Linked DNA regions of Mus musculus: all the other regions are linked to region 3. Evidence: chromatin loops called from intact Hi-C (ENCODE). Cell type or tissue: left cerebral cortex. All regions are shown on one strand. Links, peaks and the distances in the headings refer to the core of each region. The heading gives the core; the rest is flanking DNA.

The links. Hi-C counts contacts between places; a loop is a spot of excess contacts. Peaks named below come from ENCODE experiments on the same cell type or tissue, not always from the same donor. Only the 100,000 strongest peaks of a DNase experiment are listed, where the experiment ranks them.
Region 1: it touches region 3 in a loop (2.6-fold over the local background); 3 of 42 quality-filtered maps call a loop at or near these places.
Region 2: it touches region 3 in a loop (2.5-fold over the local background); 3 of 42 quality-filtered maps call a loop at or near these places.

What each region holds. Positions count from the first base shown.
Region 1 is chr3:54,839,165-54,850,219 of GRCm38, forward strand. No RefSeq gene overlaps it. Among named protein-coding and RNA genes, the nearest start is that of Rfxap, 37 kb to the left of the region's middle. In left cerebral cortex, for the core only: no CTCF peak of the experiment used is centred there; no DNase peak of the experiment used is centred there.
Region 2 is chr3:54,828,130-54,838,393 of GRCm38, forward strand. No RefSeq gene overlaps it. Among named protein-coding and RNA genes, the nearest start is that of Rfxap, 25 kb to the left of the region's middle. In left cerebral cortex, for the core only: no CTCF peak of the experiment used is centred there; DNase peaks (open chromatin) are centred at 7,415 and 7,635.
Region 3 is chr3:54,888,573-54,899,672 of GRCm38, forward strand. It overlaps Sertm1 (serine rich and transmembrane domain containing 1), which reads right to left. Exons shown (of 3, transcript NM_177854.4): 3 at 8,496-11,100. The coding sequence starts at 11,030. The coding sequence ends at 10,707. Among named protein-coding and RNA genes, the nearest start is that of Sertm1, 22 kb to the right of the region's middle. In left cerebral cortex, for the core only: no CTCF peak of the experiment used is centred there; DNase peaks (open chromatin) are centred at 5,967, 6,204 and 6,564.

The DNA.
Region 1 (11,055 bases), core at 221-5,220, 53 kb before region 3:
CTTGAAAAGCTCTGGAGGAAGAGAAGAGAAGAATCTCCAGGTTCCAATAGAGTCACTTTATACCAAAGAGACATTACGATGTTGGAGTCCTAGCAAGCAGAGTAACATTTTATAAGTAAAATGCAACAGGGGGCTTGGGAGAGGGCTCAGTGGTTAAGAGCACTGGCTGCTCTTGCAGAACACCTAGGTTTGATTCCCAGCACTTACCTGGTGGCTCACAGTCTTCTGTAACTCCAATTTCAGGGTTCTGGTGACCTCTTATGATCTCCATGAGCACCAGGCATGTTCATGGTATGTGTACATACATACAGGGGTAACAGCTAAACACATAAACTTTTAAAATCTAAAAAAATTAAAATGTTATAATATTAAGATTGTATTACAGTAATGCCATCTCTTTTTTTCTTCTTAAGGAAGTGTCTTAGTCAGGGCTTCTATTCCTGCACAAACATCATGACCAAGAAGCAAATTGGGGAGGAAAGGGTTTATTCAGCTTACACTTTTCACATTGCTGTTCATCACCAAAGGATGTCAGGACTGGAACTCAAGCAGGTCAGGAAGCAGGAGCTGATGCAGAGGCCATGGAGGGATGTTCTTTACTGGCTTGCTTCCCCTGGCTTGCTCAGCCTGCTCTCTTATAGAACCAAGACTACCAGCCCAGAGATGGTCCCACCTACAAAGGGCCTTTCCCCCTTGATCACTAATTGAGAAAATGCCTTACAGTTGTATCTCATGGAGGCATTTCCTCAACTGAAGCTCCTTTCTCTGTGATAACTCCAGCTGTGTCAAGTTGACACAAAACTAGCCAGTACAGGAAGGATTCCTTAACTTTCATATCTTGAGATTAATAGCATCCTTGCTTTAAGGATGAACCAAAGCAGTTCTTTACAATTAGGCTCTGGATTGTGGCTCAGCTGCTGTGAACTTGACACAAGGACAGAAAACATCCAAGCACAAGATCCATGTGAGGAAAATCTTGTGCTCTAGAGACTATCTTCCTGGTGTTTCCCAAGGCTTAGTATCTGTGTTCTTCAGACCCTCCTTGCTTCCTCTTTGCTTCCTTCCTCGAGCGTTATTTGCATTTGTACTGGTCTAAAGACAGAAACAGTGATGCATCCAGCCTTCCTAGTGTTCAGATGTAAATCCATTGTTAATGTTGCAAAATGCTCATAATGTCAAAGTGGCATAAGAGCCAGTTTTACTATCCTGGCCAGTGTGTCACCACCTCACTGGGGAGCCCTGGTTCTGTTTGTTTGCATTGTCCCTAATAGAAACTCTGTGCTCCTTAAAGAGTGTGTCCCCACTCCTCCCCACCCCAGCTCTTGGAATCATCTTCTTTCTGTCTCATGAGCCTGACTGTTCTACATATTTCAGACAAGCGGATTCACACCACATTGGCCCTTCTGGGTCTGGCTTATCTCAGACTGATGCCAGTAAGGTTCAGTAATGTTATCGAGTCTTGGAGCTTTCTTCCCTTTTCAACTTGTACAATGCCCCACTCTCTGTCTGTGTACGAGTGCATTGTCTGTCAGACTGCCTGGGGATGGACACTTGGTCACTTCCTCAGTTTTGCTACAGTGAACAATGTTGCTGTGGACACTGATGTACAATACTCGGATCCTCTCATAGTTTGCTTTCAGCCCTAGAACTGATATGTCATTATATGCTCTGCCTGAAGTTTTGAGGAAGCATCATGCTGTCTTCTCCCTTGTGGCTTCACAGGGGTTCGAAGCAGTACATGAGGGCTGTACTTCCCACCTACATCATCACACATGCCTGTTATTAGCAGTTTATTTCTTTTAACTAACAGCCATCTTTCTGGTATGAAGTACCATCTCTGTATGGTTTTTGTGTGTGTGTGTTTCCATAGTGACTTGTGACATCATACATCTTTTTCATGGGTCGTTGACATCTTTGGAGCTGTGTTCATCTGAGTCCTTTGGATATTTTTTTAGCTGAGACTCTAGTTTTCTGTTGTACCATGAGTAACAGGGAGTTTTAAGTGGCATTTACCTCTTACTGGTTGTCTGACTTGCCAGTGTTCTTTACCATTCTCTAGGCTGTTTTTTCCTTCTGTTAATAGAGCCTAAATGCTTAGAATTTTTTAAAATTTAATTTTATTTGTCATTCATTTTTTACACTCCATATTCCATTCCCCGCCCCTCCCCATCCACCATCCGACTGCTCCACATACCACACCTCCTCCCCACCCAACCCCATCTCCACGTGGATGCCCACATCCCCCACCCCACCTGACCTCTAAACTCCCTGAGGCCTCCAGTCTTTTAAGGGTTAGGTGCTTCATTTCTGAATGAACACAGACCTGGAAGTCCTCTATTGTATGTGTGTTGGGGGCCTCATATCAGCTGGTGTTTAAATTTAATTTTGTTTATAATTCGTTTTTTACACTCCAAACAGACAGTTTATATATCCAAACAGACATATCAGCTGTCTGTTTGGTGGTCCAGTGTTTGAAAGACCTCAGGGTCCAGATTAATTGAGACTGCTGGTCCTCCTACAGGATCACCCTTCTCATCATCTTTCAGCCGTCCCTAATTCAACAACAGAGGTCAGCTGCTTTTGTCCATTGGTTGGGTGCAAATAACTGCATCTGACTCTTTCAGCTGCTTGTTGCGTCTTTCGGCATGCAGTCATGATAGATCCCTTTTTGTGAACATTCCACAACCTCAGTAGTAGTGTCAGGCCTTGAGACCTCCCCTTGAATTGGATCCCACTTTGGGCCTGTCGCTTGACCTTGTTTTCGTCAGGCTCCTTTCCATTACTATCCCTGTAATTCTTCCAGACAGGAACAATTATGGGCCAGAGTTGTGACTGTGGGATGGCAACCCCATCCCTCACGGGATGCCCTGTCTTACTGCTGGAGGTGGGCTCTATAATTTCCCTCTCCCTACTGCATCAAAGGTCCCTCCCTATGAGTCTTGGGAGTCTCTCACCTCCCAGGTCCCTGGTGCATTCTGGGGGAATCCCCCCAACCTCCTATTTCCTGAGGTTGCTTGTTTACATTCTTTCTACTGGCCTTCAGGGCTTCAGTCCTTTTCCCTCACCCAATACCAGATCAGGTTCCCCTTTACCCCCACCCCCCACTGTCCCCCTCCACATTCTCTCCAAAGTCCCTCCCTTCTTTCCTCCCTCCCTTCTTTCCTTCCTCCCTCCCTCCCTCCCTCCCTCCCTCCCTCCCTCCCTCCCTCCGTCCGTCCCTCCCTCCCCACTTGTGATTGCTTTCTTCTCTCTCCCAAGTGGGACTGAAGCATCCTCACTTGGGCACTTCAGCTTGTTGAGCCTTTTAAATTCTGTGGGCTGTATCTTGTGTATTCTGTATGGGCTTTTTCTTTTTCTTTTTTCTTTTTGTCTAATATCCACTTATTAATAAGCATATACCATGCATGTCCTTTTGGGTCTGAGTTACCTCACTTAGGATGATATTTTCTAGTTCCATCCATTTGCCTGCAAAAGTCAGGATGTCCTTCTTCTTAACAGCTGAGTAGTGTTCCATTGTGTAAATGAGCCACCTTTTCTGTATCCATTCTTCTGTCGTGGGAAATCTACGTTGCTTCCAGCTTCTGGCAATCACAATTAAGGCTGCTATGAAAATAGTGGAACATGTGCCCCTATGGCATGATGGGGCATCTTTTGGGTATATTCCCAAGAGTGGTGTAGCTGGATCTTCAGGTAGATCTACTTCCAATTTTCTGAGGAACCTCCAGACTGATTTCCAGAGTGGTTGTACCAGTTTACAATGCCACCAGCAATGGAGGAGTGTTTCTGTTTCTCCTAATCCTTTCTAACATGTGTTGTCACCTAAGGTTTTGATCTTAGCCATTCTGACTGGTGTAAGGTGGAATCTCAGGGTCGTTTTGATTTGCATTTCTCTGATCACTAAGGACTTTGAACATTTCTTTAGGTGTTTCTCAGCCATTCGAGATTCCTCAGTTGTGGATTCTTGGTTTAGTTCTATATCCCATTTTTTTTGATTGGGTTGTCTGTTTTTTTTTTTTTGTTGTTGTTTTGTTTTGTTTTTGGTGATACCTTCTCGAGTTCTTTATATAATTGGATATTAGCTTTCTATCGGATGTGGGATTAGTGAAGATTTTTTCCCAATCAGTAGGCTGCTGATTTGTCTTATCGATTATGTTCTTTGCCTTACAGAAGCTTTCCATTTTTATGAAGTCCCATTTATCCATTCTTGATCTTAGATTATGAGCCATTGGAGTTCTGTTTAAGAAATTTCCCCCTGTGCCAATGAGTTCAAGGCTCTTTCCCAATTTCTCTTCTATTAGATTCAGTGTATCTGGTTTTATGTTGAGGTCCTTGATCCACTTGGACTTGAGCTTTGCACAAGATGACAAATATGGGTCTATTTTTATTCTTCTACATACAGACAGCCAGTTAGACTAGCACCATTTATTGAAGATGCTTTCTTTTTTCATTGTATATTTTTGGTGTCTTTGTCAAAGATCAAGTGACAGTAAGTGTGTGCTTTTATTTCTGGGTCTTCAATTCTATTCCATTGATCAACATATCTGTCTCTATGCATGCCACACACCATGCAGTTTTTTTTTGTTTGTTTGTTGTTGTTTTTTTTTTTTTATCACTGTTGCTCTGTAGTAAAGCTTGAGGTCAGAGATGATGATTCCCCCAGCTGTTCTTTTGTTGTAAAGAATTGTTTTCGCTCTTCTGGTTTCTTTGCCTTTCCAGATCAATTTGAGAATTGCTCTTTCCATGTCTTTAAAGAATTGTATTGGGATTTTGATGGGGATTGCACTGAATCTATAGATTGCCTTTGGTAGGATGTCCATTTTTACTATGTTAATTCTGCCAATCCATGAGCATGAGAGATCTCTCCATTTTTTGAGATCTTCGATTTCTTTCTTGAGAGACTTGAAGTTATTGTTATACACGTCTTTCACTTGTTTGGTTAGAGTTACCTCAAGATATTTTATACTATTTGTGGCTTTTGTGAAGGGAGTTATTTCCCTAATTTCTTTCTCAGCCTGTTTAGAATTTTGCTGATGCCCAATTTATCTGTATTTTCTTTAGTTGTCTATGTTGTTTGTGTCATATTCAGCAAGTTGTTGTCAAATAGCTTTGCTGATGACTGACATACATTCTAAATTACAAACTTGAATTATAGATAAATATAGATAAATTCAAGTTCTAAGAGAATGCTTTTTTATGCATTATCATTGATTGAGTAAACCATGTTGGTTTTTTAGAAACCAGAACTTGATTTTAAGTTCTGGTTGTAAATTTTGTTTCTTTGCATAGTTTTATTGCCCATGGTGGTCACCCCTCAAGAGATCTTATGTCCAAGCCAAGGAAGCTCAAGTCTAAAGCAAGGAACGAAATGTCTAAAGTGGGTATGTCTGTGTTCAGTGCAAACATGTGCATGCCCAGTAAGAAGATAGTGGCACTCAGTGCAAGGATATATTTTCCCAATTTTAAGTTGCCTATGTCCAAGGCAAGACCACTTATGTCCTATAAAAAGATGCTTATGTACAATACAGTAGTGCTAGTTTCTAAGTCAAGGATGTCTATTGCCATGTCTGTGTGCGTCATAGGTCGTACCTATTACAGGTTAATTTTGGTCTTTAATTTCCACTTCATGGGTTATGCAAAAAATTTTTAGTGGAAGTTACTCACAGATATCCCTTATATCAAGGCAGTTAGTTATGTGTGCTAAGTCATCCAAATGGTCTGCATTTTATAATATTTTATAAATTGGTCCAAACTTTCTGAAATTCCACCAGTAAAAGATTTAAAAATAGACTTCAATTTTTTAATTTTTAATTCTAAAATTGTGAGAGAAGGGTCATTACAGGTGGCATGCTTCATTTTAAATTCCATGTTTGTACAGTGATGGAATTAATTCCAAATCCATCTTCCAAAATATTCTCCTCCATAGCTCATCTCTTTTAAGAAATGGCAATCTCTCATTCATTATTAATGTGGTAGCCTTATGCTGAAGGAAGAAATTAAAAGTATTTATGGCTGTTTTGAGTAATCTCTCATTTCCTGACAGCTTCTTGTCATCACAGACAGCAATTCTGGACTTGATGTTTTGTATAATAAAGAAGTACAATAATGCCTTTTTAGTAAGTTTTCTAGGTATTTTGCCAAAAGTAGCCCTCTGTATCATTCAAAAGTTAGGGCTATTTTCCATGCTATTTCAAGTAATGAAAAAGTCTATTATATTTCAGAGTTCTTGTTTTTGTGCAAAGTGGCAACATTTTTCAAAACTACTTCTAGCACTTAGCACATTCCTGGAACATGTCAATTGTGGATGCTGTAAAATAAAATTCATTTGTGGGGACGTCTCTTTGATTGTACCTCAAAATGTGTTTTATGACACTTAAATTAGCCTTTAAATTAAGAATATTATAAAAAATATAAATAGCTTACTAATTTTTTAAAGGTGCAACAGAAAAATGTCTTCTTTGTTGTGTTTTAGTTGTGCACAAAGTGAGTTACTTTTTACTTCCTAGAGCCCCACTAGGGTGGGGCTGTCACAGTGGTGCTCCTAGGACCCCCCTTTTCTTCTGTGTCTGTGCAGGAAACCTTCCTGTTCTGTACTCTGTATGGCTTCATCTGTGTTTTCAGAGAAGTTTCAGCTGCATTATGAACATTTAGCTTGTCTCTGTATAGTTTTATTTGAATTTCAATAGATTTATTTTCAACACAATTGGAAGGATATGTAGTTAACAGTTGCCCAATCATGTCTGACTTTGTTTTTCATCTTTCAGTATTAAGTTAGAAGACTCCAAAGACACTTTAGAATATTTTCATTAGTGTGATGAATTTTGTGAATACCAAGGATTGTGGGCTGGAGGCCAGCTAGGGCTTCAGAGACCTTGTCTCAAGCAAAACAAAACAAAACAAAACAAAACAAAACAAAACAACAACAATAAAACAAAAAAACTTGGATTTTCTGCAAGATAGATAGCCATCAAACAATGGGACTGGAATTGTCAGCAGGAACTGGAGCAGACATCAAAGAGATCTCCAGACAGGTAGAGTAACACAACGCAACTGTACCTTAGCCAAAAAGATCTACCAAACAGGAAGAGTAATCTCAGGGCACTGAGCAGCAAAAGCGATGGGTGGGAGGTGACTTAAGATCTTACCTTCTGGGTCTTTCCACGAGAAGTGCAGTCTGTTTTAGACACATGGACCATGTCCAAAGGTCACACAGGACAACTGCCTTGGCGCAGTCTATCGGAGGGTAGATGGAGCAGTTATCCATATGCAACCACATCTTGCTGTAATCTTTCACTGAACAAAATTTATGCAGAGTACTGACTCCTTCACACTTCTGCATCCCATCACCCAGCACATCCCGGAAAGCTAGATTCCATGCTGTGTCAAGTGGTATTTGCTCTGAGGCTGGGTAGGAAGAGAGGTCAGAGACACTAGGTGTAAGCCTCATGCAGCAGAATTGCATAGCTCATCTAGAATTGGTTATTGCAGCAAAGGCTGAGGCAGGAACTGACCAAGGTCCATGGTGAGGCTCAGAGAATCTGAGGCAGGGTGTTCCATTACCATAAGAGCAAGTAGCCATGCCATTTCTCTAAAGTACAAGTCCATGAACCACAGACACTGCTTCAAGGTGGTGACTAGTGATTTTATAAAACAGTTAAGTTCATGAAATAGCTCCAATCTCTGTACAGAGCTGGTCTAGATAGTTTCTCTTAACATCTATTCTGGTTTTCTCTCAGCACTAGCCAGTTTTGCCCAGTGTAGGCTGAGTTCCTGGTATGATGATGTGGAACTTTGAAAGGTGTGACTGCCCTGTACAGGATAAGTTATCATTTTCGAATTTTCCCATTGCTCTTATCTGTGGAGTGCTGGCAGACTTGGGGAGCCCACTGGGTTTCAAACGTTTTCTTCTATAAACCTATTCTGTGCTCTAAGACCAGTTTCTTAACTAACAGTAGATCACTTCCTCATATCTGAAAATATTGGCATGCAGTCCCAAAGCGGTCAGCTGATAGCCACAATTCTAAATTCAGGAACATTTTCTACACACTGATTTACAAGAACAAGGACCTCTAACTAAGGAGAACTGGCAGTCCCAGGGAGCAGACACAAAACTACAATAAGTAAGGTCTCTGTGCTTGATGGTGGGATGAAAGCATCTTCCTGTGGTTTGAGGCTCATATCAGCTGTTGATGTAGCTGACATATTACTTCTAGGAGACATCAATTAGGCTTGCAAGTTGCCACACCCATAGCTTAGCTTTGACTAGGCTAGTTATTATTTGATTTAGTTGTCTACTTCTAAATGCCACTGTACTGATAATACTGGCACCTTGTCATAAACTCATTTTTGCATTTTCTTTGCTAAAGGGACTTTAGGTGATAAGCATGGTGAAGGGGAAAGCATTCTATTCTGTAAGCCTTTAGCTAGTGGTGCTGAAAAGAGGCAGTGTAGAAGGAAAGGAAGCCATTACTATGGGTCAATGGTCAATGACCCCATAGAGTGTGCTCATGACCTTATATAACAAGCTTAACCCTAGGTATGTGTTCAGGTGATAGTGAAGAAGCAGATCTGTCTTGAGGCCCAGCCTCAGTCTCTGCTGTTGGTGCACTACAGCTGAAATGGCCTTGGTGGCAGGAAGCCTTGCCTTTAAGCCTGGTCTTCATTTCTGCTACCCTGGCAACTGTGTCCAGGGGTCCATGATACAAGCACCATACTGACCATGTTTTAGAAACACCCACCAGTGTGCTGTGATGAAGCAGCTATCTATTTCCAGCCACATAAAAGCAGATGCCAAGGCTACTGTGAACCAAGCTCGTCACTTGTTTTCTGTGAGTTAGTCAGTATAGTATCCGAGGCACGGATGCAATAGGAGGACTTGGCGTGGTGGTCAGGGCCAGTAGTTGTGCTATCTACTTGCCATTTTGGATCTTTTTTCAGCCCTATTTTGAATGAACCACTTTTACATGCAGTATATTGCATGTCTAATGGTGTGACTTGGTGATTGTTGGACATGCTGATCTGTTAAGAGGCCACACTTCCTACTGCCCTCAATGACTGAGCAGACACAAACAGGCCTATCCTTGGAAAGAACTCCTTCCACAGAAGAGTTAAGGTCAAAGACTCTGAATTGGTCCTGCCAAGCTTAACTTAGAACGATACTCATTCTAAGATGCTCCAACCCTCCCTTTCTTCTATCACCTTCATCTCTCTCCCTTCTTGCTTTTCTCCATCTCCTTTTCTTTTCTTCCTTCTCCCCTGCAGTAGGGATCATAACTGTCTAACACACCTTGTCCCATCTTGGAGCTTCCTGAAGAGGCTGATGCTTTCGTAGAACTGTAAAGTGGTGGTGCCAGAAGCTCCAGGTCTTGTGCTGAGACAAGGGAGCTCCAAGGGAAGGGATGGAGATGCTGGGTGTGGCTGTGCATGAGGCAGAACAAGTGACAGATGCAGAGCTGGGAAGAGTTGGAGAGGGTGCATAAGATATCCAGCATGGGAGAGGCTTCAGCAGTGGATTCTGTTTTCAAATTTGGACAGATAATTCTGGTAGAAATAAAATGAATGGGCTAGAACAGAACAAGGAGAACAGCGAGGGGGATGTTAGGACACCATGTTCCAGGTAATGGACCATGATTATCTCCACTGCAACTAACAGAAGGACTGGAAAGAAGGGGCCTCAGTGACCCTGAGGTTGGACATGAGGTACAAGCCAGAGACAAAGGGCATTCTTTGATTTTATAGATGAGACAGCAAAGAATTCAGGAGAAAATAGTTTTCTTTTCTGCCACATCAAGTTTGAGATGTTAGAAAATCCAAGAGAGCAGGGAGCAAGCATAAGCGCAGGGATAGCTGGGAACTCTTAACTGAAGAGGAAGCTGTAGGTAAGAATGAAGTTGTCACAGGTGCAGTGGCCTCAGGATGGATGCTGAGGTTCACTGAGCTCAGTGGGGGAACGGGTAAGAGGAGACAGAGGAAGAGAATGGAACAAGATGTAGCAGAACTGAATCCCGAGGCCCAGAGTTGTGGGAAGCCGCCCCCACATTCGCCGTCACAAGATGGCGCTGACATCCTGTGTTCTAAGTTGGTAAACAAATAATCTGCGCATGAGCCAAGGGTATTTACGACTACTTGTACTCTGTTTTTCCCGTGAACGTCAGCTCGGCCATGGGCTGCAGCCAATCAGGGAGTGATGCGTCCTAGGCAATTGTTGTTCTCTTTAAAGAGGAAAGGGGTTTCGTTTTCTCTCTCTCTTGCTTCGCTCTCTCTTGCTTCTTACACTCTGGCCCCATAAGATGTAAGCAATAAAGCTTTGCCGTAGAAGATTCTGGTTGTTGTGTTCTTCCTGGCCGGTCGTGAGAACGCGTCGAATAACAATTGGTGCCGAATTCCGGGACGAGAAAAAAACTCGGGACTGGCGCAGGGAAGATCCCTCATTCCGGAACCAGAACTGCGGATCACGTTTATAAAGGTTCCCGTAACACAGACTGTTGAGAAGGATTCAACTGCCGAATTCAGAACTCATCAGCTGGGGAACGACGGTGATAAAGGTTCCCGTAAAGCAGACTGTTAAGAAGGATTCAACTGTATGAATTCAGAACTTTTCAGCTGGGGAACGAGAGTACCAGTGAGTATGTTTGGCCTTGAATTTTTTCTGGTGTTAGGAGCCCTTTTGTTCTTTTTCACATGTTATCAAGTGATTAAGATAGGGCTGAAAATTCTAGAGGAAATTCAGGACAAGCTATCAGAAGTAAAGCGGGAAGAGAGAGTAGGAACAAAGAGGAAGTATGGTACACAAAATAAGTATACAGGCCTTTCCAAGGGTCTTGAACCCGAGGAAAAGTTAAGGTTAGGTAGGAATACCTGGAGAGAGATTAGAAGAAAAAGAGGAAAAAGGGAGAAGAAAAAAGATCGATTAGCGGAGGTCTCTAGGAGATACTCGTCACTAGATGAGCTCAGGAAGCCAGCTCTTAGTAGCTCTGAAGCAAGTGAAGAATCCTCCTCTGAGGAAACAGACTGGGAGGAAGAAGCAGCCCATTACCAGCCAGCTAATTGGTCAAGAAA
Region 2 (10,264 bases), core at 5,175-10,174, 59 kb before region 3:
TAGTCACGACTTTCCATCTAGTTTGTTGGAGTCACTATCTTGCTCAGTACTGCTCCACAATTCACTCATAGCAATCTGTGTGAGCACCATGAACTTGGGGCTCATTCCTTCCTCATGCTTCTCACACTGAGGAACACTCTGTAGATCTCTATTCAGCCCATTTGATGTGTGATGCCATTTCATTCGGATGTTTCTTTGTTTATTTATTTTTTTATCCAGATGACCTTTCAGGAGGGAGAAAGTGGGATGTTGAAATCACCCTCTATTACTGAGTTAGAGTTATTCTGTGTCGTTAACTCCAAAGTCTGCTGTTTATAAAATATCATGTGCCAGAGTTTGGTGTGTATATATTTCAAATTCCAATATATTCATCATTTATCTGATCAAACGAAGTGTCCCTTATCACTTCTGATTTGTTTAATTTGAAGTCCATTTTGCTATCGATTAGGTTAACGACATCTGACTGCTTTCTAGACCCACTTTCTCAGAAACCATTTCCATCCTTTCACGTTAAGGTACTACCTGCTACCTATTTTTTAAAGTATTTTTTTTCCTTTTAGAAAACAGAAAGATGGATTTCATTTCTTTTTCATTTTTTCTTTTCTTCCTCTTCTTTTTTTTTTTTTCTTCAAGACAGGGTTTCTCTGTGTAGTCCTGGCTGTCCTGGAACTCAGACTGTAGACCAGGCTGGCCTCGAACTCAGAAATCCACCTGCCTCTGCCTCCCAAGTGCTGGGATTGAAGGCATGCACCACCACTGCCCAGTTGGATTTCATTTCTTGATCCTTCCACTAAACCTGTGTTTTTTGATGGGGGAGTTGAAGCAATACATACTTAAAGCTATTGAAAGATGTGTGTTGATCACTGCCATTCTGTTAATAACTTTGTCAGGTGGTCAGAGGTTGTTTTAGTCAGGGTTTCTATTCCTGCACAAACATCATGACCTAGAAGCAAGTTGGGGACGAAAGGGTTTATTCAGCTTACATTTCCACATTGCTGTTCATTTCAGTGTTTCATCACTGAAAGAAGTCAGGACTGGAACTCAAGCAGGTCAGGGAGCAGGAGCTGATGCAGAGGCCATGGAGGGATGTTCTTTACTGGCTTGCTTCTCCTGGCTTGCTCAGCCTGCTCTCTTATAGAACCCAAGACTACCAGCCCAGAGATGGTTCCACCCACAAGGGGCCTTTCCCCCTAGATCACTAATTGAGAAAATGCCTTAAACAGTTGTATCTCATGGAGGCATTTCCTCAACTGAAGCTCCTTTCTCTGTGATAACTCCAGCTGTGTCAAGTTGACACAAAACTAGCCAGTACAGAGGTCTTGACATTTTCAGACTAAAGTTTATCCCAAGGAACCAAAGGATATCATATCAGAAGTTGGTTACAATATCCCCTTGAAATATAAACTTGAACATACTCTTTCTCTATTAGCTAGACTTGACTGAGGAAGGGGCCTTCCAGAATGGTATTTTGCTAGGAATGTGGTGTCTTTGGGGCACCATTATGGTTTAGAGCATCTAATCCTTTCCATTCTTGTGCTCTGGATATGATAGAGAAAGAATGCAGTGTGGAGATGACCACAGCCACCATTCCATACACTTTTGGAGAAGCAGTGTCCCCATTGGTGCCTGCATAAATCCTTGATTTGGAGGAAAGGAATCCAGGCTTCAGGTCCCTGCTCCATGTCTGTTTGCCAGATGGCATCCTGACACCAACTCTTGCAAAGGTCACACATAACCTTCAATTTTCACAGCCAATGGCCTGTTCTCATGTTTACCACCCTCCGTCTGTAGCCCTGGGAAATGGAAGGGAGATCTCACAGGCAGGGCTCCTTCGACTTCTAGACTCTTCATGGTAAACTGCTTACTGAGTTGCCGTCCTCCCTTCTCTTTGGCCAGCAAGACTGGCTCTCTTACCTGCACACGATCCATCCAACTCTAGATCCTTCAAAAATGTTATCAAGCACAGACCTTCATCTGCAGTCACCAAAATTGGAATCTTTAGGCTCTGTTTCTGAGCTGGGTAGCTTTCAGACAAGCAAACTGAAATCTTGCACACCATAACAGGTTCTCTCCAACTCCTACTCTGTCTTCATTCACCACCAACAGCCTTCTTATAGTGCGCTCTCTGTCTTCTGTGCTGCAATCCTGTCTTCTCATTCATGTCCCTCAGGTTCCTGCTTTGTGTTCTGACCCTGTAAATCCACCAGCACTGATCTTGCTGACGTAACTAGTAATTTCCAACTCCCAAATGCAGTGGGTATGTTTCAGGCTAGCTTCATTTAACATCATTCTCTGGTTATGGACAGTTCTCTTCTGTCTGACAACCTAGCACTGAAACCAATGTAGTTATTTTCTACTTTGTAGAGGGTATTGTTTGCAAATGTTCAGAAACCTGTTGTTTCTTCTTTGCCAGCCCTCTCTTGCCCCAGAAATATTTCACAATGACCTGGTTGTTTCTGTATGTTAGGGCTACTTAGTTCTGTTTTGTTTGGGTCTTGCGATAATGTCTTAACTGCAAAGCTCAGATTGTCTCCCAACTTGAGATCTCCCTGCCTGCTCTCCACAAGACTTGGGATTATAGGTGTGCATCAGTATGCCCAATCTTTGGCCTTTTTATACATCACACACTCTAAGAATAAATTAGAAAGAATTAGAGACAATCTTGTGTTCTATGGAAAACACCTTGTTATACTTTCTCAGTATTAAAAAGTTTCTTCAACACAGAGTTAATTGAAGTCTCACTTAATGATTTTACAAGGACTCAGCAAAACTGGAAAAAAAAAAAAAACCAAACCAAGCCCAAAGGTAGCTATGTTCACTTCCTATGGATGCTAGAACAAGTTAACATGCAAACATAGCAGCTTAATATGACATAAATTTGTTATCACACAGTTTTAAAAGCCCAACATGTCAAACCACAATGGCCACAAGACTAGATTTCCCCATCCTCTAGTGGCAGCCACACTCCCCTGGGCTCAAAGCCCCAGCACTCCAATCTCTGCCATTAGTCTTTTCCTTCTTTCATCCTTTCCTACACTCTTTCAGCCTCTCTCCTATAAGGACACACATGACTGCATTCACAGTGGTCCTGGATAAATTAGGATTACCTCATCCCCAAACCATTGATTTTATCACATCTATAAAGTTAAGAAAAGGGGGAGACAGAGTAGATGACAGTCAGTTTTCATGGCTGACGGTGTGGGCTGGGTCTATGTTTCAGCCTACCGTGGTGTCCTTAAATGCATCCTAAGAGCTGTGAGTGACGGTTTTTCATGAGGAGTACTTGGATTTGCTTCGTGACTGCGAATGTTCATCAATGCATATACAAGGTAAAGATTATGCAGTACCTTACTGCCCACTGCTTTGTTGCTGAGCCAAACTGTGACATAGAGGATGTAGTTCAGAAGCAATCTTCTTCTTCTTTTTTTTTTTTTTGAAATAAAAAAAATTTATTCTTTTCTTAGGAACCTCCCTACTTGTGTGCCTTTGCATATGACAGGGAAGTGGTATCAAATACAAGTTTAGTATAAAGCACTAGATGAGCCCAAGAAAATTCTCCAAGAAGATATATCTTCGTGGATAACATAAGAAGATATATCTCATCATGCACTCTTTAGGTTTTCAAGGTAGATGGGAGGAGTGGGATTGTAATGGGTCCTAGGAATTAGGACTCCTATAGGATATGTGAAAACAGTCAGTCCTAAGAGTCCTGGTCCTAGGTTCCAAGAAAAGGCAAAATCTACACGTGCAGACTTCTTGGCTTTCTGCTTTCCACAAGTCAAAAAACCTCTGTGGATGAGGTAGACATAATGACACCCCTCTCTTCCCAGTTCTGGTCCAAACTGTTAAAACAAAATACACACACGCACACACATGTGCATGCACATGCACGCATGTAATTATTTTTCTTCATGAAGTTAAGCATCTGGCTCAGTGCCAGGCATCACAGGCTGGGGTCCCTTTTAGGTGCCGTCTTGTATTAATCACTTTTCAGTTGCTGTGATAAAACACCATGACTGGAAATGATTCAAGGAAGGAAGGGTTCATTTTTCCTTCAAGATTTCAGAGGGATAGAGCGCATCACGATGGGAAAGCATGGCAGCAGGCAGCCGGAGCCTGGAGCTGGGCGATCAGATTTCCATCCATCCATACACAGGAAGCAGGCGTCAGTGATACAGCCCTTCAGGTTGTATGTGGGAAGTTCAGCATCAGCCCTTGTTCTTGGAGAGAACACAAGATGGAGCCTGCTGTGATGCAGGAAGGATCATATGTCAGGGGCAACTAGTTAATTTACATAGATCAATTTTCCAGTTCCTAAATCCCAAACCTGGATATTTGCTCAGCTTCCAAGTGCTGCTTCCTAAGTCATGTAAGTGTACGGCGCTCTACCACAACTGGGTATTCTTTGGAATAAATCCCACACACACACCTTAAAATAATCCCTGTAAAATCAAAATAAAACAGCTTTGCACTGATAGGAATTCTCACGTATGAGAAGGGAATTTAATAGTAAAAGAATGAATTTGTGAGGAATGAGTCACCAGTGGGAGGAGGGATGATATGTGTAGATTTTCAGACTGAAGGATGTTTATATGTCTAATAGTGTTAAAAATAAATGTGCAGATTTCTCCTTGCCACAAATGGGTGTGGTTTAGTCTGTTCCTTGGAGACTTAAATGGGTTTGCTAAATGATCTGTGGTGGTTTGAATACACTTGGCTTTGGGATCTTTGCTATTAGGAGGTGTGGCCTTGTTGGAGTAGGTGTGGCCTTGTTGGAGGAAGTGTGTTACTGTGGGGGTGGGCATTGAGACCCTCCTCTTAGGTTCCTGGAAGACAGTCTTCTGTTTGTCTTCTGAACAAGATGTAGAACTCTCAGCTCCTCCAGCGCCATGCCTGTCTAGACACTGTCATGCTTCCCACCATGATGATAATGGACTGAGCCAACAGAACCAGTAAGCCAGCCCCAGTTAGATGTTGTCTTTCATAAGAGTTGCCTTGGTTGTGATATCTCTTCCTCCCTCCCTCCCTTCCTTCCTTCCTTCCTCCCTCCCTCCCTCCCTCCCTCCCTCCCTCCCTCCCTCCCTCCCTCCCTTTCTTCCTTTCTTCCATTTGTATAATACTGCAGTGCAGGAGATACATGAGGGATGGAATGTGCAGTCTGAAGGACAGCGGCGTTGGAATGCAGGCATCAGGAACTGAGATCAGGGTTGGGCGACCCCACACAGGGCAGAGGGTCTAGAGGAGGCTACCCTGGCCCTTCTCTCTGGCCAGGGTCTCCTGAAGGTAAGATTAAAAAGGCCTTACCAGGGACACGCCAATATGTTCTACAGGTTTTAAATGGAAAGATTGGAGAGTCTGGTGCCAGTTCAGGGATGTGCCAGGTTTATAAGTCAAAAGTCAAATTTTGTGTCCAATTCTCATCATCTGTAAAGTATTTTAAGCAGTCTACGGGATTTAAATTTTTAAATTTGTTTTGAAACAGGAACTCTCTGAAGTCCTGGCATACCTGGATCCCCCATGTAGATCAGGCTGGCCTCATGCTCATAGATCTCCATTTGCCTGTCTCTGTGTCTCAAGTGCTGGGCTTAAAGTCATGCACCAACACTCCTGGTTTTAAAAGGATGGATGGATTGTTAACTGCTATAGTTGGTGGTATGAACCTGGAAGAGTCGAGCCTAAAAATGAGGCAGACTAAAATCTTTTTTTTTTTTAAAGATTTATTTATTTTATATGAATACAGAGACACACCAGAAGAGGGCATCGGATCAAATTTCAGATGGTTGTGAGCCACTATGTCATTCCTGGGAACTGAACTCAGTACCTCTGGAAGAGTAGTCAGCGCTCTTAACCTCTGAGCCATCTCTCTAGCCCCAAACTAAAATCTTATGCAGTGGCCAACTTTAATCAGGGCATCACACAATTTATATTCTGAGGATGTTCTGAAGGTTAGGCAAGGTCATATGAGTTTAGGCTGTATGCAGTCCCAAGGGCAACCAGTTCTTGGGAGTGTTTTTGAATAGCAAAAGCAAGCAGCAATGTGGAACTTGATACAAACCCATTCCTATTTACATGAGAGGCATGAACAGTATACTCCAAGACCACATCCGTGTTATAGAGGAATACAAGACTCTCATTTGCTTGGATCAAAGATCTCGAACAGCTTCATTTGTGGACCGTGCTCTGAGAGTGGACTGCAGGTCTCCTGGTTCAGGTGGAGCAGTGAGCTCCCCTTCAGGAGCTTGGAGCTTGGTGGAAAAGCTTCTAAGCTTTAGCTTCTTAAGTCACTCCTACTTCCTAACTGCATATTTTGTTAGCAGTGTATGTGAATGTGGTTGTTAGTAGTATAACATGATTTGTAATTCCCCCTAAGTCTATTTGTGGTTAACACATAATAATTGCACATGGGTCCACATCAGGGTGATACTTCAGTAAGCTCACGGAGCTCTTCCAGCCTCGCTTTACCCACCTTCCCCACTGCACTTTAACCGCCAGTAGCCAGGGTTCTATCCTTTGGATTACATTTGTTTTTAAAACTTCCACACAGGAAAAAAAATCAATGCCCCCCCAAACCTATTTTACTTAATATAATATCCTCTACCTAGGTTCTTACATAAGGCAAGATTCCATCTTTCTCTGAGGCTGAATACTATTCAACTGTGCATATGTACCACACTTTATCATTCATCATCATTGAGCGCCTACGTGGAGTCCAGATCTTAGCTATAATAGCAGTGCCCCATAAATATGGACATGCACCTATCTCTTCGATATACCAATTTCTGTTTTTAGCAGAAGTCCGGAAATGGTATTGTGATGGTTTGTATGTAGTTGGCCCAGAGAGTGGCACTATTAGGAAGTGTGGCCTTGTTGGAGTAGGTGTGCCACTGTGGATGTGGGCTTTAAGACCCTGTCCTAGCTGCCTGGAAGCTAGTCTTCTCCTAGTAGATTTCCATGAAGATGTAGAACTCTCAGCTCCTCCTGTACCATGCAGCCTGGATACTACCATGTTCCTGCCTTGATGATATTGGACTGAACCTCTGAACCTGTAAGCCAGCCCCAATTAAATGCTGTCCTTATGAGTTGCCTTGGTTATGGTATCTGTTCACAGCAATAAAACCCTAACTAAGACACACACACACACACACGTATATTATATAACATATATAATATAGTAGATCTCATTTTAGTTTCTGGAAGAGCCTCCATATGATTTTCTATAATAACTCTACTAATTTGTATTCCTAGTAACAGTGTATAGGAATTCCTTCCTCACATCCTCACCAGCATTTCACATTCATTATAATTCCTGAGGGGCAGAATTCGATAACAATTGGCTAGCATATCAGCTTCTGCTGCAGAGAGTACAAGCCATCTGTCACAGTCAGGGAAAGCTCCAGCAAGCATTTGTAGATGTAGGGGGTGGGGGTGGTGCTTCATTATTCTGAGAACAACCTGGTATCTCCAGGAGGGACTCATTTCCACATGAACCCACCCACCACTGATAGAAAAGACTGGCTGGAGAGATGGCTCAGTGGTTAACAGCATTGGCTCCTCTTGCAGAAGGCCTGTGTTTAATTCCCAGAACTCACATGATAGATAATAACCACCTGTCACTCCAGCTCCAGAGGATCCGGCACTCTCTTCTAGTCTCTGCAGATACCTCCCACATGTGGTGCACAGACACACAAGCTGGCAAAGCACCATGCACATAAAATAAATAAACTATTTTAACAGTGACTATCAAGAATAAGTAACCATGACGAAAGAAGTAGAGAAGCTGCTGCGTTCATCTTTGTCTCTCTCTGAGCCCCGTATTTGCTTAACTGATGATCGAATCAATGGCAATGTGTTTGAGTGACCTGCTAAGGACAAAACTAGCCTTAGCTCTGCAGAAACCAAGGGCAATACTAAGTTTCTTTTTTGAAAAGTATCTTATTTATAATTATGTGCATGTGGAAGAGGCGTTTGCATATGAGTGTAGTTCCCTGTATGTCGGAGGTGTGGGATATCGGGAGCTGGAGTTACAGATGCTTGTGAACTACCCGATGTGGTGCTGAGAACTGAACTCAAATTCTATGCAAGAGCAGTTCAGGTTCTTCTTTTTTTTTGAAGGTTTATTTATTATTATATCTAAGTACCTCTAGCTGTCTTCAGACACCCCAGAAGAGGGCGATAGATCTCGTTACAGATGGCTGTGAGCCACCATGTGGTTGCTGGGATTTGAACTCATGCACTTCAGAAGAGCAGTCAGTGCTTTTAACCGCTGAGCCATCTCTCCAGCCCGCAGTTCATGTTCTTAGCTGCTAAGCCATCTCTCAGGCCCAATAATGACCTTCTACCAATCACGCTACTCAGAGCTGGAGGTGTGGAACGATTTATTTAAAAAAAATGATCCTGAACAGAACACCAATGGCTTGTGCTGTAAGATCAGAATTGACAAATAGGACCTCATGAAATTGCAAAGCTTCTGTAAGGCAAAGGACACTGTCAATAAGACAAAAAGGCAACCAACAGTTTGAGAAAAGATCTTTACCAACCCTACATCCTACATTAGAGGGCTAATATCTAATATATACAAAGAACTCAAGAAGTTAGACTCCAGAGAAACAATTAACTCTATTAAAACGGGGTACAGAGCTACACAAAGAATTCTCAACTAAGGAATATTAAGTGTCTGAGAGCACCTAAAAAAAATGTTCAACATCCTTAATCATCAGGGAAATGGGAATCAAAACAACCCTCACACCAGTCAGAATGGCTAAGATCAAAAATTCAGGTGACAGCAGATGCTGGCGAGGATGTGGAGAAAGAGGAACACTCTTCCATTGCTGGTGGGATTGCAAGATTATACAACTACTCTGGAAATCAGTCTGGCGTTTCCTCAGAAAATTGCACATAGTATTACCGGAAGATCCAGCAATACCTCTCCTGGAACATCCAGAAGATGTTCCAACCGGTAAGAAGGACACATGCTCCACTATGTTCATAGCAGCCTTATTTATAATAGCCAGAAGCTGGAAAGAACCCAGATGTCCCTCAACAGAGGAATGGATACAGAAAATGTGGTACGTTTACACAATGGAGTACTACTCAGCTATTAAAAACAATGAATTTATGAAATTCTTGGGCAAATGGATGGATCTGGAGGATATCATCCTGAGTGAGGTAACCCAATCACAAAAGAACACACATGATATGCACTCACTGATAAGTGGATATTAGCCCAGAAGCTCGGAATACCCAAGTTACAGTTCACAAACAACATGAAACTCAAGAAGAAGGAAGACCAAAGTGTGGATACTTTGATCCTTCTTCGAAGGGGGAACAAAATACCCATGGAAGGAGTTATAGAGACAAAGTGTGGAACAGAGATTGAAGGAATGACCATTCAGAGACTGCCCCATAAATCACCCATACAACCCATCCCATATATAATCACTAAACACAGACACTATTGTGGATGCCAACAAGTGCTTGCTGACAGGAACCTGATATAGCTGTCTCCTGAGAGGCTCTGCCAGTGTCTGACAAATACAGAAGTGGATGCTCACAGCCATCCATTGGACTGAGCACAGGGTCCCCAATGAAGGAGCTAGAGAGGGTACCCAAGGAGCTGAAGGGGTTTGTAGCCCTATAGGAGGAACAACAATATGAACTAACCAGTACCCCTAGAACTCCCTGGGACTAAACCACCAACCAAAGATAACGCTTGGTAGGGACTCATGGCTCCAGCTGCATATGTAGCAGAGGATGGACTAGTTGGTCATCAATGGGAGCAGAGGCCCTTGGTCCTGTGAAGGCTCTATGCCCCAGTGTAGGGGAATGCCTGGGTCAGGAAGCGGGAGTGGGTAGGTTGGTGAGCAGGGGGAGGGAGAGGGGATAGGGGAACAGGGTCTTTGGAGGGGAAACTAGGAAAGGGGATAACATTTGAAATGTAAATAAAGAAATTATCTAATAAAAATGAATACTAATAACATTTCTTTTTTTTAGGCTATAAATACTATCTGTGTTTCCTTATTTGCTGAGGTAAAAATGTAACTACATTTGTTTCTGGAAAAGTTCATAATTATATCAAAGGACTTAGTTATTGATGTTCCTCTATCTATCCAGGAATCTAAGAAAACAAAAACCCAAAGAAGCTAAAGTATGTTGCCAAAATGGAGGACTATGCCTATATAATGAATCTCTACAGTGTAATCTACCTACAACATAGCTCTCTCTGTGGATGGTTGTTATTCAGTTTAGGGAATAATGCGGAAGAAAA
Region 3 (11,100 bases), core at 4,042-9,041:
CTTGGAGGGGAGAAGAGGCAGTAGGTATCACAGGGGCAAGCTAGAGAGGAATGTGGGTGAGAAATCTGTCTTCAGGGCAGGAAAGAAGTGGGGGACTCCATATTAGATGCACTGAGTTCAGGGCAGGAGGAAGAGGTTAAATTGTGAGTTGGCTGGAAGAGAATAGCATGGAGATGAGAATGGGGCAGAGGCTGGGACTGTGAGTGGTGGGAAACCAGTTCCTGCATTGCAAACTCACTATGTCTAAAAGCAGTGTTAAAAAAGATGATGCAGAGTCCCTGGGAAAAATGGCCTTATGAAAAGCATATGGGGTGAGGCTGGGGCCAGGGGTGGCTACAGACAAACATCAGTGTCAGATGCTACAGAGTTCACACAGGGCAAGGCCGAGGCAGCCATTGCATGGGTTAAACCTCCATTGCTGCTGTAGGCTTTGGTACTGGCTCACTCCAGTACCTCCTGAATCCTCATTTATAGTCCTGGCAGGTTTCCTCTGTGATTTTCCTGTTTGTTCTCGGAGACTATGATCTCTTCTCACATTCTGGGCCAGGTATCCAAGGTTCTGATCTCCTCCCAGCCTGCTCTTTCATCTTAAGTTAGGACCAATGGGGGATAGCTGTCATGGTGAACTTTGATTGTCAACTTTACACAACCTGGAATGGCCTTCCTAGGTGGGATTGTCTAGCTAAATTTGACCTGTGGGCATGTCCATGGGCTATTATTATTAATTACTTATTATTATTATATTGATTGAGGTGGGAAGATCCTGCCCACTCTGGACAGCACCGTTTTCTGGGTTGGGCCTGTTACAGAATGAAAAGCAGTCATCTAGCACCGGCAAGCATGCTCTCTCAGCTCTTTACCGTGCCTATGGCATGACTGACTTCTTCAGTTCTTGCCTCAGTTTCTTTGCGATGGTGGACTATGGAATTGCAAGGTGAGTAAGCCCTGTGGTGTTTTACCACAGCTGAGGTGAAACAAGGACAGTGGCTTCCAAGTATGATGAGACGATGAATACTAATCTTCCTAAGGAAAATTTTTGATCAAATTGTGTCATATTTGAGATACCAGAGCTCAGTGTAGAGACAGGTGGTTAAGAGCTTGCTTTATATGTATGCAGTGGCACACACGCGTGCACACACATACACACACAATTTGAGCTAATGAATGCAGCTTTCATGTAGGAAGAAAGTTAATTCAGCAGAGAGTATAGGAAATTATCACTACACAGTTTATTTAGATTCTAGAGCAAGGATAATATTAAACAACATTGCCGCCAAAGAACATATGATCATTATAACTGCTTCCTGAGACTATAGGTTAGATAACAATGCAGGTTAGATAAGTACACAGTCAGCGCTACTCCAAAGGACTAGAAGATGCACATCATCTTGTACTCTGCTTCACTATGTCCTCGTGGTAATGCAATTGAAAAGCACGTCCAGCAGAGACACTCTTGTGGATCAGAGCGCAGACATCTTGTAGCTATACCAGTTGCTCTTCTTGTAGCTGCAACCAAATACCTGACAAGGAGATGGTTTAGGGCGAAGGGGCTTTTTTTGGGGGGGGGGGCCTCATGGCTTAAGGAGATGCACTTTTCCGGTGCAGAAGGAGTTGCTTGAAGCTGTGGGAGTAGGCTCTTGCTCACGTCTGGGAGAACCAGGGGCAATGCTTATCTGGCTTTCTTCTTTTCTCCTTTTTATTTAGTTTGGGGTCACATCTCAGAGGATGGTGTCCTTCACCTTCAGTGTCTGTCTTCCCTCCCAAGGTAACCACTAGAAAAGCACCCAAAAAACATGCCTGTTTTTTTTTAAAGGTGATTCCATATCTAGTCAAGTTGGCAATTCAGATTAACTGTCACAGTAACTGCTAAAGTCACTAGAGAAGACAGTTTTAATATCTTAGCCTTCAGAAGAGCAGGCCAAGAGGTATTGGAAACTGAGCACAGGATAGAGGCTCCAGAGAGTCCTCAAGTATGTGTGTGCACAGGTGAGTACTCGTGGGAATAGCTGAGGAGACCACAGGGACCCCAAAGAAGAGTCTTGGGGTTAGTGAAGGACAGCACCAGACATGGGGAGGGGGTTGTGAAACAAATCACCTTTACCAGTTACAGGGAAGGACCTCTAAAGGGGAAGGGTTCATGCTGGAGTGTGGATTTCCTCTAAGCTGGTAAACAGCTCAGGGCAAATTGTCTACAGGGTCACCAAAGCACAGGGTACAAATAAGCCTGAACTACATTGACATTTATATGGGATAGCTATCTGGAACCTTAACTTCCAGAGTCAGAAAGGGAGGGTTAAAGTCTCAGAAAGGCCAAACTCCAGCACTCAAGATCTCCTTTTCTCTTCAGCAGTGTTAACTGCTCTTAGAGATTATTCTGGTGGTCCCTGGGGCTCTGGGGACAATCTCAGGATATGTTCCATGGCCTGCTTTATGAGAGAAACAGTTAAATCTCCCAAAGCTGGCAATCCAGGTTCTTCATGGCTTCCAGATGGCTTTTCCCCACTCCCTGTCCTTAATGCAACAGAGAAGATCTCCAAGAAGGTGCCTGACAAATCCTTGTGAGTCAGGTCACCTCGTGGTTTTAAGAGCAGTCTCCCTTCTGGGAACAGAGGGAACTGTGTCTGTCTACATGGCTGGTCTGTCTTTCATTTCACTCATTCATTTTATGAATGGTACTAAGCCATCCTATGCACCAAGAATGGAGGGACTCCAAAACCTTAAAGTTTATAATATATATACATATATATGTAAAATCATTTATTCTATCTATCTATCTATCTATCTATCTATCTATCTATCTATCTATCTATCCACCCACCCAGATCTGTTGCAACATGGTGGACCTATTTTGTAAAGTCCTCATTGACTGAGTCCATTCTTCATTATTCCTTAGAAGACAGCTACCTATGTTTCATTCTGGGGCTCCTCAGTAGGGAGCCTATTCTTAGATTCTCAGAGGAGGCGGAGGCCTATGGATGAGACTCCAGGCCTGCACCTCCTGGCCCCGTGGTTCCCTGACCCCACATTACACCAGCTATGAAAGGTGGGGGGCGTTTTTCTGATCTGTCACTGCTGTCGATAAGGAGAGGAAGTGCCCACCCATCCTTGTACGTCCTGCATCTCCTCTACCTGTCTTGCCTCAGTACCAGACATGGCCAACAGTTGACTCAAGCTTCTTCAACTTGAACACAGATTTCTCCCACCATGTGTGCGCCATACCCGATGCCTCCTTCTTAGCAGAGCAAATCTTAGAGCTAACAAGTGCTAGTTGGGACGAGGCTGGGCAGACCAGATACTAACATAAGGGTTCATTTCAATTAAGTAGAGAAAACCCCCATCAAATCCTTTGAGCTCAGACTTACCTCCATAGTTCACATGTAGAAGGTATAGCAACGAGGACAAAATTAGTGTATGAAAGTTAATTTATTTGTTTTGTTTTGTTTTGTTTTTGTTTTTAAACAAATGAATCTATGGAGTATTTCCTGTGTTGTTTCCTGTTGGTTGAAATCTGTTGAGTGTAAGAGACTGAAATAAGGAGTGCTCACTCATCGTTTTCACACTGCAATCTCCTGGAAGATTGCCCTTTGCACAATCATTTGGGGAGAAGAGCAAAAAGATTCATTCTGCCACTCAAACACCCTCTGCTCAGAAAGAAGAGTATCCTTTGCCTAAGCTTTCAACCGAATGTCAACAATCTCCTTTCTTTGTTATGCAGGGTTTTTTGTTTTCCACACCAGTGATTACCAACCACACCATAGGTTTTTCTCCCCCAGAATGTAAAATTCTTGAAGGGCTTGGTGTGTTTTATTTACTGCCAAATCCCCAGAACAAAGAACTATGGCTAACACGCGGCAGGTGTTCAACAGACATTTGGCAAGTGAGCAACAGCTCATTATTTCATAAATAAGTCAGGCTTCTCTAGGAAGGGCCCCTAAGGCACTTCTCTTATCAGAGTGCTGGCGTGTTCCTTGGGCTGCCCACAAAACTTCCATGGTTTTGTGTCCACACTGCAGAAATGTTGCATAGTTTTGCCTTGAGCATGTCAGCGTGTAGGGAGGCTCACAGGATCTATGTCCACATTTAGGTAAGAAAGCAATAGCCTAACTTCTTAAAGCAAGTATATCCTGATACTTGTCTTAAACCTATTACAAAACTTAATTTAATTCATTATTCCTCTACCAACTTAAAACATAGCACTCTATTTATTATTTGACCATTTCATGCTTATATATGAATATATGTCTATTACTCTTCTAAGTCCTTCTAGAACTCTCCAACATGCCAACCTCCCAACTTTACACCCTATCCTTTTTATTGCTATTTTTTATCACCGACTGAGTTCAGTTAGTGCTGTCCATTGGAGAATGACAGCCTACCAGGGTCCATAGCAAAGCTGACCCTCCCACCTCCAGCAGCCATTAAATAGTTCCTCAGCATGTGTGGGACCTTGTGAGTTCCTCCCTCATTCAAGTTGGAGGGTTTTTTTTCTATTAGATATTTTCTTTATTTACATTTCAAATGTTATCCCTTTTCCTAGTCTCCCCTCTGAAAACCCCCTATTTTACCCCCCCCCCCCCCCACTAACCCACCTACTCCCCCTTCCCTGTCCTGACATTCCCCTACACTGGGGCATTGAGCCTTCTCAGGACCTAGGGCCTCTCCTCTCATTGATGTCCAACAAGGCCATCCTATGCTACATATGAGGCTGGATCCATGTGTACTCTTTGGTAGGTGGTTTAGTCCCAGGGAGCTCTGGGGGTACTGGTAAGTTCATATTGTTGTTCCTCCTATGGGGCTGCAAACCCCTTTAGCTCCTTGGGTCCTTTCTCTAGTTCTTCCATTGAGGACCCTGTGCTCAGTCCAGTGGTTGGCTGAGATCATCCACCTCTGTTGTCAGGCACTGGCAGAGCCCCTCAGGAGACATCAATATCAGGCTCCTATCATCAAGCACTTGTTGGCATCCACAATAGTGTCTGGGTTTGGTGACTGTATATGGGATGGATCCCCAGGTGGGGCAGTCTCTGGATGGTCTCTGCAGCTGGAATTCTGATTGGCTTCATTTTGTGCAGGTCAGGCAACCATAGCTTCTACAAGTTCATGAGCACAATGGGCACATCATATAGACAGCACTTTACTCCATGCCTTGGGCCTTACATTCTTCTTGCCTCCTCTTCCATGCTGTTCCCTGAGCCTCAGGAGGAGACTGCTACAGATACTCCAGTTAGGGCTAAGCATTCAATCACTTATTCTTTACACTTGGGAAGTTTTGAGTACGCATTAACCTCTGCCGGCTGCAAAAAGAAGCTTCTTTGACAAAAGCCTTGAAGAACATAGCACCATACTCCATTTGACTTTCCTTGAGTCCATGCCAGCTTCGTTATAACCCCCAGCCTCTCCAGCACATTGGTGATGCTTTCTGAACGGCACGATCCTCAACAGAAGTCTTTAAGCTTGCATGTTTCCTAACCAATTCTGCTTGCACATGAAACAAGAATATCATTTATGGTTCATAGGTAGGGGATACGCTGAATAAGTGGACCCCTTGGAAGAAAGGGATACAGGAAGCCCTCCATCTAGCCCTGTATACCTATGGTGGGCCATAGGCAGACCAGTGAGAGGCTAAAGGCAGAAGATGACCCGGGGCAGAAGGCTCAGCATATGAAAGGTTAAATTAGGTGTGCAAAGGAAGGGAGAAGAGGAGAGGGATTAGGTGCAGAAAAAACAGAGAGAGTGGGTGGTAGAAAGAAACAGTGGGAAGATTTGAACCCCATAAAGCCAAATGTTCTAAATGATGTTGGCTTGACACATGCATATATTACCATGCACTAAACAGTGAGGTGTTAGTTCGCATATGGCTGTCATTGAATCTGCACAGTATTTAAAATCATCATTACTTCTTTATTTTATCAAGGCCTGGGACCTCAGGTCATGTTATCTGAGGCCACAGAGGAAATAACTGGAGGCATTTAAATAAATGCCTGTCTAGATTAAGCCCATGTTGTAAGGAGGTTAGCATAAATTCATAGGGCTGGCAGATAACCAAGGAGAAAACATCCCAGAATACTACCTAGCTACAGGAAGCTGTTCCCTCTTTCTAGGGTACAAAGAACAATAGCTTGTTTAGAAATGGGATTTTGAAAGAAGCAAGATTTTAAATGCTGCAACTTTACTGTGGCATTAGAGTTTTGTTGGAGCATTAGTCATACAACGTGTTAAAAATACTGGAGTAAGAGTCTCAGTGTGGCCTGAAAATGATTGAAAGACTTTAAATAAGGGCCAAATGGGGACAAGTCAAGAGAGGAGAGGAGGGAATGCAAGTGTGTGTGTGTGTGTGTGTGTGTGTGTGTGTGTGAGAGAGAGAGAGAAAGAGAGAGAGAGAGAGAGAGAGAGAGAGAGAGAGAGAGAGAGAGAGAGAGAGACAGAGAGAGAAGTGGTGGAGGAGGGATGGGTTGTGTGATAAACTCAGTCTTAGCTAAGTCTGTCTCCATGGCTAGAAGATGAACAGATATTTGTAGCAGGCAGAACAACTCTCCACCCACTCCTGTATCCCACCCAGAATGCATCTGAATAGGACTGTTTGTCCATCTTTGGTCTCTTTCCCAGAAGAAATTGGAGTAATCTTTCTTAAACATAAATTCCATTATGTATCTCATAAGCCCCGCTTGTCTTGTCTTGCCCACCTCCCAACACCACATCTCAGGCCCCAGCACTAATTATTCTGCTCGCAAGAGCCAAGGCTCTCCCTACTTCAGGGATTTCGTGTATTCTCTTCTCTTTTCAGAGAATACACTTTTAGAAGCCGTTCAACTATTTCCCCAAGTACACTCCCTTTAGGGACATTTCCTGTCATGACTGTGCTCTTCAATTATATTCACCAGGGTTTTTGTTTGTTTGTTTGTTTGCTTTGTTTTTGTTTTTTCATTTTCCTCTGGGTACCTCCATCCCTCACTCATGAGTCTTGGGAGTGCAGGAACTGTATCTGTTTGCTCTGTCCAGCACTGAGGGATGCACTCTCATATTTGATAAATACTTGCTAACCCTTTCTTACAGTGTTCAGGATGGCACACTGCTTATGCAGTGTGGACTTCAGCTAAGAAAAAAAGAAAAGCTCCATTCGGGCTGGTTTGATGAGGTCTCTGCAGTCAGAAGAATGGTCAGAGTCAGAGTAAAAAGCAGTATTGGCAGGAAGTGTTTTATGAGGTGTTAGTGGCTTGGGCATAATTCTGAAATGGAGGGATATACATGGAGGGAAATTAGCATATTCCATTTGCCATTGAAAGCTCCGTTAAATTGAGGTAAAGGGACCTTAAGAATCGAGTCAGTCTCCCTTGGATACTCAGGCTGTCTAAAGGCTAAAGGCTAAGGCGCTGTGCATTGGACTGATGGAGGTGGCCCCAGGGGACCTTGTTAATGGAGAATAGGAAGGTGATCCCTGGCGTTGGTGACAGATGGGAGGCTGATGTCAAGGCAAGGGCACCAACAGAAACTGGTGCTTGTGTTTGACTTTGAAGGTTTGACTATCTGGTCTGTGGGTGTCTTAGTAGACAAGACACATTCTCCCCCCTACAATCCTCTAGTCTGTTACACAAGCTTTGACTTGTGAAAGCAGAGTTGTAGGAACCAAGGAGCACAATGAGATAGACCTTGCTCGCCTGTCTTTTCTTCTGAACCATCACAATAGTAGCATCTCCCTATGTTTAGGAGATGGCCTGGAGTCCAGCAGAGAGGGGGTGTCTGTGGGTCTGTGAGGGAGTGGCAGGTAGACCAACGTTCAGATTGGAGATGCTGCAGTTGGTAGTGATGTAGAGAAGAGTTCTCTTCTCAGGTATACATGAGCCATGCTTACTGCCTTATTCCTGGGGCTTGTGGAGAAAAAAAGTGTCCTGGCTTCTCTCTCTTCCTCCCCTGCCTCCTCTCCTTCTTTCTCCCCCTTCTCCTCCTTGGCACCTGGAGCCCCCTGTGAGTTTTAGATGCTTGATTTGGTAGGAACTTGTAAAATTTCTAAGCACCCTTGTGATGTCAGTCTTCTCATTAGGCCAATCTGAGAATCAATCACTGCCAACGGGGGTGGGGGTGGGGGTGGTCCCTACAACCATGAGGAGAGGATGGCATCTGGTTATACATTGTTGATCCTTCTTTAGATCAGTGGTGATATGGATAAAAGTATGTCCACACATTCCACAGATACACTGTATAAAACATACATGCACATGCCTGTGTTTGCCATGTGTATGTGAGTGCCTGAAGGGGCTAGAAGATAGCATTTAATCCCCTGGAGCTGGGGTTGTGATCCATCCAACGCTGGTGCTGGGACTTGAATTTTGATCCTCTGGAAATCAGTATGTTCTCTCATCCACCGTGCCATTTCTCCAACCCCCATGGGCATTTAATATATGGATATTATGTAGCTATAGATTCTATAGATATACTTAGAACTCTTAGGCAAAGTGTCTTCTCTAGGAGACTAAATTGCTGAACAAAATAGGAAGCCAGGCTTTCAACAGACTCCACTTCTTTATTTGTATACCTGTATTCCAGTCTCTCTGAACATTTCCACAAGACAGATTCCTCCCAAGTTCTACAATGCTTAGTGGCGATGCCTCTTTTCCACCGGTGAGTTCTGCTACTAATTGCTCCGCCTATCTCCAGGCACAAGAATCGATGTGGCTAGTTAGGCAGCGCACCTGCAGAGAGGCAAGTGAGTTTGACTTCGGTAGTTTTGCTGTCTAAAGTCTTTGAATCTATTCCAGGAGAAAAGAATATGAAGTTACCTCTGCAGGACGGGACCTGACGAGGTTGACTTGTCATTCGGGATGTTTGTCCTTTTATTTGTTAGAATCTCTTTACCCAAAGAACCAAAATGATCAGAAGAGCATAAGTGACATTGCAGATGCTTCTGAATTCCTGATAGCTGTCCCACAACGTTTCCCTGAAAACCTGTGCACGCATCCACGTGTCTGTGCACACACCGCGTGTACGTATTTACACGCATCCATGTGCCCACAGAGAGAATGTGCACTCAGAGAATGGCAGTTTGCACCCAAACTGCAGAACCTCTCCAGTCCAAGATTTTAATATGTATTAAGTCACACGTTACATGACAGCTGACACAAGATTTTTCACTACACGTTGTAGGGCAGCATCTGCACTGGTCTGATGGTGTCTGTAGATACTTTGGAAATGTAAGTAGCTAAGTGTGTCCCGATCTGACTGAGGAGAAAAAAGAAGGAAGCAGCCTTTGATAGTCTTGACCACTTTAAACCCTCAGCGTGTCTAGGATGTCAGGCAGGGCCTGGAAAATGTTTCACTCTTTCTCCCATTCCAGTCCCCAGGGTGTCCTGACTGCACAACCTATCCGCTGGGTGTGTTTATGTGTGGGAGTTACAGTGTTTGAGATTATCACATTTTGTGAGCAGGGAATAACTACTTTGCCTAAGAAAGACCTGTATGTTGGCTCGGCGGCACTCAGGTTACCCAGCTCAGAGTTCAGTCTGTGGACCATTTATTTTACACATTGATTTTAAATTCGTATCCATACAAGCTGTCATTGGCTCTGATCAATTCCCTGCACAGCCTTGTGCTCACAGCTGTGCCTCATCTCATGGACACCCGTGGGTGGCCTCAGGATAGCAGCGCCCAGTGTCTGCAGCTACCCAATTGCAATGTCTGCAGTTTTAGCATAAACTCACCGCTTAGAAAACCAGAGCATTATGTCAACATGAACAAGTCATCAGAGACAGGCCCCGTGTGTGGAGGATGACACGACTATTAGCGACATTGTCCCTAAGGATCGAGAAATCACATGAGCACACACTGACACCTTAGAGGCCATGTTATTGTGCAGCAAAGCTTTAAAGGATGGAAATGAAGGAGCACACGAGTGCTAGGAATATCACTGTATAAAATGCAACTCAACGAATATGTCTTTATATTTAATTCCCACTGGATGGAAACCATAGTGAGGAAATTAAAATGAATTGGGCCTCTTCTGGGCTTCACTTAGTAATAGCAACAGTGACCGTCACAAAGGATTCCATAGCCGGAGAGCAATCTGGCTGCAACACAAGCCAGGAGGAAACCCAGGAGCAGAAAGCAGGGCCAACTGCCTCATGACACACTTTCCTTGTGTCGCCAAAGCTTTCCACGCCCCTGGAACAGTCCTCATCATGCGTGACATTTGCTAAGGTGAAATTAAATAAAAACATTTAGCCAATTTTAACCTCCCTTTGGAAATGTTATATGTTAAATATAATTTCTCTCTCTCTTTTCCCTCTCCTTCTCCCTCTCCCTCCCCCCCCCCCCCCCCCCCCCGTCTCTGCTTTATCTTTTAAATACAGAAAATATCTTCTAAACAGTCTCTACTTGGCTTTCCAGTTTCTGCTCGTCTCCAGTGCCCGGTCTTTTGTAAGAGAGTCAGGGTGGAAGTGTCTCTTCCCAGTCTCCCCTGTAGTCTGAGTCCGTGGTGCCCAACACAGTGCTGAGCAGGCTTCAGGTGACCCATGAACTTTGTGTGGAATCCCATGCCTCAAAGTTTACCTGCATTTCCACCAGCATGGCTCCTCTCTTCACAAAAGAAGCATATACTCAGGAGAAAAGAAATTTAAAAACGAAGGAGGAAAACAGGTCTGCCCTGATGCTCATTTCTTTCATGAAGCAATACCTCCAGTACGGAGAAACCAAAGCCATTCTCATTTGGAATATTTCCTTCAGGATGAGAGGTTTGAAAACGTCGACCTCTGAGAGGAGATACTACACACCTCTAGGTTGGTGAAAGAACTCCCAGCGTCACTAGGATACTCCGGGTACGAGGAGCTGGAAGAGATGATGTTCTTCAGCCTCTGAAGAGCAATGATCAGCAGCAGAAGCAGGAAAGCCAGGAGGCTGAGGAATATGGAGACATAGATGTAGACGTTGGACAGGTGGCCCGAGGACGAGTCCACCGACGTGGACAGCGATGTGGGAAACAGCTCCAGGAAAGTTCCATTCTCCACACTTCCGGCAAATCCAGATGATGAGTCAGCCTCCGACATCTCTACGAAGAGGGGAGGTGTGAGCAGGCACGCTCAAACGTTGGTCCGCGTCCAGTCCGTGTTCGCGTCC